Regions from separate parts of the Homo sapiens genome. Here region 1 is linked to region 2. The links are chromatin contacts, found by Hi-C or POLR2A ChIA-PET in ENCODE. All regions are on one chromosome and are shown on one strand. Each heading gives the region's core, a stretch centred on a gene start or an enhancer-like site at or near the end of the contact. The rest is flanking DNA. Distances are from core to core; before and after follow the strand shown.

Evidence for each region. A loop is a pair of places that touch in the nucleus more often than their neighbours do. ChIA-PET counts read pairs that join two places held with the same protein, here RNA polymerase II (POLR2A). Pooled maps may share reads with other maps.
Region 1: a loop to region 2 is called in a pooled map, with 6 times the contacts of the local background. The contact joins two enhancer-like sites. A Hi-C loop is called at or near these places in 9 of 50 pooled maps. POLR2A ChIA-PET finds 5 or more read pairs at or near these places in 6 of 52 experiments (activated CD4-positive, alpha-beta memory T cell, activated CD8-positive, alpha-beta memory T cell, activated T-cell and 1 more).

What each region holds. Positions count from the first base shown.
Region 1 is chr3:186,881,718-186,884,609 of GRCh38, forward strand. No RefSeq gene overlaps it. Among named protein-coding and RNA genes, the nearest start is that of ADIPOQ-AS1, 22 kb to the left of the region's middle. Within about 2 kb of position 1,259, at least 2 of the 41 ENCODE cell types and tissues checked have a DNase peak (open chromatin) inside an H3K27ac peak, as active enhancers do.
Region 2 is chr3:186,951,299-186,954,425 of GRCh38, forward strand. All of the region lies in intron 1 of ST6GAL1 (ST6 beta-galactoside alpha-2,6-sialyltransferase 1), which reads left to right. Among named protein-coding and RNA genes, the nearest start is that of ST6GAL1, 22 kb to the left of the region's middle. Within about 2 kb of position 1,878, at least 4 of the 41 ENCODE cell types and tissues checked have a DNase peak (open chromatin) inside an H3K27ac peak, as active enhancers do.

The sequences.
Region 1 (2,892 bases), core at 9-2,508, 70 kb before region 2:
ATCCGCCAGCCTCGGCCTCCCAAAGTGCCAGGATTACAGGCATGAGCCACCGCACCCAGCCAGTTTTTGTATTTTTGTAGTGATGGGGTTTCACCATGTTGGCCAGGCTGGCGTCGAACTCCTGACCTCAAGTGATCTGCCCACCTCAGCCTCCCAAAGTGCTGGGATTACAGATGTGAGCCATCGTGCCCGGCCTAGATGTAATTTTTAGTCAACTTAAGCATGTGTAACCATATGCAATTATGCGCAAACAGTATAAATAGAGCTGATGTTAATCTCTAGCCCCGTTGCCTGGAGTGTTGGTGAAACTCTTTTATTTTGTAATCCTTTTTATATTTTAGTGGATGTTTCTATTGATTCTCTTCTGTACCCGCTGTTTCCTCTTTTATTGGAAGACACTAAAACAATTCAGAAATTTTTATAGGAATGCAGAGGATTCAAAATGTCTGAGTCGTGCTCTTCCAAAGCAAGAATCATGTCATAGCCATCTTTTTTTTTTCTTGTAAGAGCTTTATTGAAATATAGTTTACATACCACACAATTCACCCGTTTAAAGGAATCCCCTCTCCTGCCAGTCAATGCTTTTTGGGTTTCACAGAATTGTGAAACCATCAGTACAACCAATTTTAGACGAATTTTATCATCCCCAAAGGAAACCTCATACCTATCAGCAGCTACTCCTCATTTCCTCTGAAATCCTCCAGTCTTAGCTTTTACTAATCTAGTTTCTGTTCCTATAGATTGCCTAGCCTGGACATTTCATGTAATGCATTACACTATGATGTTTCACGACTGGCTTCTTTCACTTAGTATAATGTTTTGAAGGTTCATCCATGTTATAGCATTTACCAGTACTTTATTTCTTTCAATTGCTTAATACTCCCTTATGTGGATACACAGTAGTTTCCTCTTATCTGGGGGGCATATGTTCCGAGTTCTCCAGGGAATGCTTGAAACCACAGATAGCACCAAATCCTATATATACTATGTTTTTTTCTATATATAGATACTTAGGATAAAGTTTAATTTATAAATTATAAGATAAAAATAGAAATAAAAATAAATTAGGCTCAGTAAGATATTAACAACAGCAATAACTAAATAGAACAATTCATAAAAATATGCCAGCATCACTGCTTTTGTGCTTTAGGGCCATTATCAAGAAAAATATGGGTGACTTGAATACAAGAACTGTGATACTGTAACTGTCAATCTGATAGTTACTAAGTGACTAATGGTGTTATAGAGAACATAGATGCACAGGACAAAGGGATGATTCACTTCCTGGGAAGGATGGAGTGGGATGACATAAGATTTTATCATGCTACTCAGAACAAGACACAGTTTCAAACTTTTTTTTTTTTTTTTTGAGACAGCGTTTCCACTCTGTCACCCAGGCTGGAGCACAGTGGCTCAGTCTCTGCTCACTGCAACCTCTGCCTCCCAGGTTCAAGCAATCCTCCCGCCTCAGCCCCGCAAGCAGCTGGGACCACAGGCATGCGCCACCATGCCTGGCTACTTTTTGTATATTTTGTAGAGATGAGGTTTCACCAAGTTGGCTAAGCTGGTTTTGAACTCTGGGCCTCAAGTGATCTGCCTGTCTTGGCTTCCCAAAATGCTGGGATTACAGGAGTGAGCCACTGCACCTGGCCTGCACAATTTAAAACTCATAAATTGTTTATTTCTGGAGTTTTTCATTTCACATTTTCCCAATGCAATTGACTGTATGTAACTGAAACTGCAGAAGGTGAAACTGCGGATGAGAAGAAGCACTACTGTACTACATTACATTTGTCCATTCATTAGTTGATGGACATTTGGGTTGTTTTCACTTTGGGACTATTATGAATAATGCTGCTAAGAGCATTTGTGTACAAGTTTTTGTGTATGCATATATTTTCATTTCTCTGGGTATACATACACCTAGGAATGGTAACTATGTTTAACATTTCGAAGAACTACCAGGCTGTTTTCCAAAGTCACAAGACACGATTTCAAGATTTTTCTTTTTCTTTGAGACAGATTCTCCACTCTGTCACCCAGGCATTGTACCATTTTACCTTCCTGGCATCAGTGCATGAGAGTTTCAGTTTCTCTACATTCTCATCAACATTTGCTCTTATCTGTCTTTTAAATTATAACCATCCTAGTGGGTGTGAAGTGATATCTGATTGTGGTTTTGATTTGCAGTTCCTTGAGAACTAATGATGTTGAGCATTATTTTTGTGGTTACTGACCATTTGTGTATCTTCTTTGCAGAAGTGCCAATTTAGATTCTTGCTTTTATTTGTTTATTTAGTTAGTTTTCAAGACAGAGTCTCTCTCTGTCTCCCAGGCTGGAGTGCAATGGCTTGATCACGGATCACTGCAGCCTTGTCTTCCCAGGCTCAAGCAATCCTCTTGCCTCAGCCTCCCTAGTAGCTGGGACTACAGGTGTGTATCACCACGCCAGGCTAATTTTTGTATTTTTTGTAGAGACAGGGTTTTGCCACGTTGCCCAGGCTGGTCTCAAACTCTTCGGCTCAAGCCATCTGCCCATCTTGACCTCCTAAAGTGCTGGGATTACAAGGCTTCAGCCACCACTCCCAGCCTGCTAAGAGTTTTATGGTTTCACCTCTTATGTTTAGGTCTTTTATTTTATTTTATTTTATTTTTTAATTGATCATTCTTGGGTGTTTCTTGCAGAGGGGGATTTGGCAGGGTCATAGGACAATAGTGGAGGGAAGGTCAGCAGATAAACAAGAGAACAAAGGTCTCTGGTTTTCCTAGGGAGTGGTGATGACTCTTAACGAGCATGCTGCCTTCAAGCATCTGTTTAACAAAGCACATCTTGCACCGCCCTTAATCCATTTAACCCTGAGTGGACACAGCACATGTTTCAGAGAGCACAGG
Region 2 (3,127 bases), core at 628-3,127:
CGCCCACATCGGCCTCCCAAAGTGCTGGGATTACAGGCATGAGCCACTGCGCCAGGCCGTAATTCTTGGCCATGACTCTTAAGGGGACATTGGTGTTGTAGGCCATGTCGCTTCATTTTGTTGGTCCATTGGTTCTCAACCCTGGCTGTCATTAGTGTTACTGGTGGGAATTATAACACGTATTGCTGCCTGAATTCCTCTCAAACTAACGAAATCAAAGTCTTTGTGAGGTTGACCTGGGCACCAGTATCTCTTTGTTAACCTGTGCTGTTAATTCCAATGAATGATAGTTGAGAAGCATGACCATTCCTCTGTCATCTAGATGACTGTTTCGCACCTTTTTCTCTCTCTTCAAGTCTCTAACACCTTCCCTATCCATACTCTCAGTTGATACCTTGTTTTAAACTTACCTGAAAAAATAATGGCAGTCGGAGGAAAACTTTCATACCTTTTGTCTTAGTCCATTCAGGCTGTGATAACAAAATACCGTAAACAGGGTGGTTTATAAACAAAAGAAATGTATTGCTCATAGTTCTGGAGGCTGGGAAGTCCAAGTTGAAGGCACCAGCAGATTCGGCGTCTGGTGAGAGCTTGCTTCCTAATTTATGGATGGTGCTTTTTCACCGTGTCCTCATGTGCTAACAGGGCTCACTAGTTCTCCAGAGCCTCTTTTATAAGGGTACTACTGTATGAGTCCATGTTGCCTTGCTATAAAGGAAAACCTGAGACTGAGTAATTTATAAAGAAAAGAGGTTTATTTGGCTCATGATTCTGCAGGCTGTACAGGCATGGCACCCACATCATCTTCTGGTGAGGCTTCAGGAAGCTTTTACTCACGGCAGGAGGTGAAAAGGGAGGGGGTGTGCCAATTTTTATGCTCCTGGAGAGAGTTGTCTGCATTTGCACCCTGCACTCCCTCTTCTCTCATTCTCATTTAAACTCAACATGATCAGTCTTTTGTACCCATCACACCACCAAAACCATACCGGTCAGGCTCACCAGTATCCTCTCTTGCCAAATCCAGTGGTCAGATCTCAGTCCCTATCTTGACTGATCAGCAACTTTTGATACAATTGACCATTCCATCCTCCTTGAAATAGTTTCTTCTCTTGGCTTCTGGAACATCACTGTCTTTGCTTTTCCTCTTCTCTCACTAGGTTCTCCTTCTCAGTTCCTTTTCTTGGCTCATTTTCTTTTCTTTTCTTTTCTTTTTTTATTTTTATTGAGATGGAGTCTCACTCTCTTACCCAGGCTGGAGTGCAGTGGCGCGATCTCAGCTCACTGCAACCTCCGCCTCCCGGGTTCAAGCGCTTCTCTGTTGGCTCATTTTCACTTGGTCACTGTGGAGTGCCTCTGGGAGTGGCCCTTGGACTTGGCCTCTTCTCTGTCTCCTCATGCCCTGGCCATCTCATATCATCAATTTCCTGACAACCCTCAATTTATATTTCCAACCCACACCTTTCCCCTGAGTTCCATGCTCAGATATTCAACCATCTACTTGACAAGTTTCCTTAGACATCTAATATACATCTCAAATATGACAAGCCCAAAATCGAACTGCTGCTTTTCTCCCTAAAAGAGCCATCCTCATTTCAGTGGACAACAATTTCATCTTTCCATCTTTTAGGGCTTAAACTCTGGAGTCATTCTAAATTCTCTTTCTCTCATGCTGCACCCACTCTGTTAGCAAACCATGTCAGCTGTGCTTTCACAATAAATTAAGAAACAACTACTTAATTCATCAAATTCATGTTGGTCCAGGACAGAAGACCTGTTCTTTCTCTTAGAATCGTTTCACAACTGAGCCTCCTGCTTGTAGTCTTGCTCCTGTGGTATGTTCTCAAAACAGTAACCAGAGTGATCATTTTAAAAGCTGTAGTGATGTGTCATTCTTCCGCTCAAAAACCAGGAAAGGCTTCCTCTTTTACTCAGAGCTTAGAAAGGCCTACAGGATTCTGTGTGACCCAGCCTTCAGACCCTGCAGACTTCATCTCCTGCTCTTTTCCACCGCTTCATTCTGCTTCACCTCACTGAGCCTACTCCTCAGATATAAAGCACACTTTGGTCTCAGAGCCTTTCCACTGCTTCCTCCAGGCAGGACACCTTCCTTCATGTATCCTATTGTTTTCGTCTCTTCTTCAGGTTTCTATTTAGATGTCACCTTGTCAAACAGGCCATTTGACAGCCTTATATAAGATTATAATCTCCTGCCTGTCTCCTCCCACCGACTTGGCTCTCTCCCTTTTATCCTTCCTTGTTGCTGTTCAATAGCGTAGGTGGCCATCTGAGTTACTACCCTGTGTCTTTTCTCACTAGGAACTTGCTTCCATGAGGGCAAGGATGTTATCTCTTTTGCTCACAGCTATTTCTTTAGGACCCAGAGCAATGCCTCAGGTATCATAGGCATAATCCACATTTGTTGGCTGAATTTAACAAAATCCTCACAATGACATTTCAAAATTAGTTGGAATAACCCAAAATTTATACATGAAGAAACTGAGACACAGAGAGGTTTTTTTTTTTTTTTTAATTTTATTTTATTTTAAGTTCCAGGATACATGTGTAGGATGTGCAGGTTTGTTACATAGGTAAACATGTGCCATGGTGGTTTGCTGCCCCTATCAACCCATCACCTAGGTATTAAGCCCCACATGCATTAGCTATTTATCCTGATGCTCTCCCTCCCCCAGGCCCCCTGACAGGCCCCAGTGTGTGTTGTTCCCCTCCCTGTGTCCATGTGTTCTTATTGTTTAGCTCCCACTTATAAGTGAGAACATATGGTGTTTGATTTTCTCTTCCTGTGTTAGTTTGCTGAGGATAATGGCTTCCAGCTCCATCCATGTCCCTGCAAAGGACATGATCTCTTTCCTTTTTATGGCTGCATAGTATTCCGTGGTGTATATGTACCACATTTTCTTTATCCAGTGTATCACTGATGGACGTTTGGGTTGATTCCATATCTTTGCTATTGTGAATAGTGCTGCGATGAACATATGCGTGCATGTATCTTTATAATAGAAGGATTTATATTCCTTTGAGTATATACTCAGTAATGGGATTGCTGGGTTACATGGTATTTCTGGTTCTAGATCTTTGAGGACTCACCACACTGTCTTCCACAATGGTT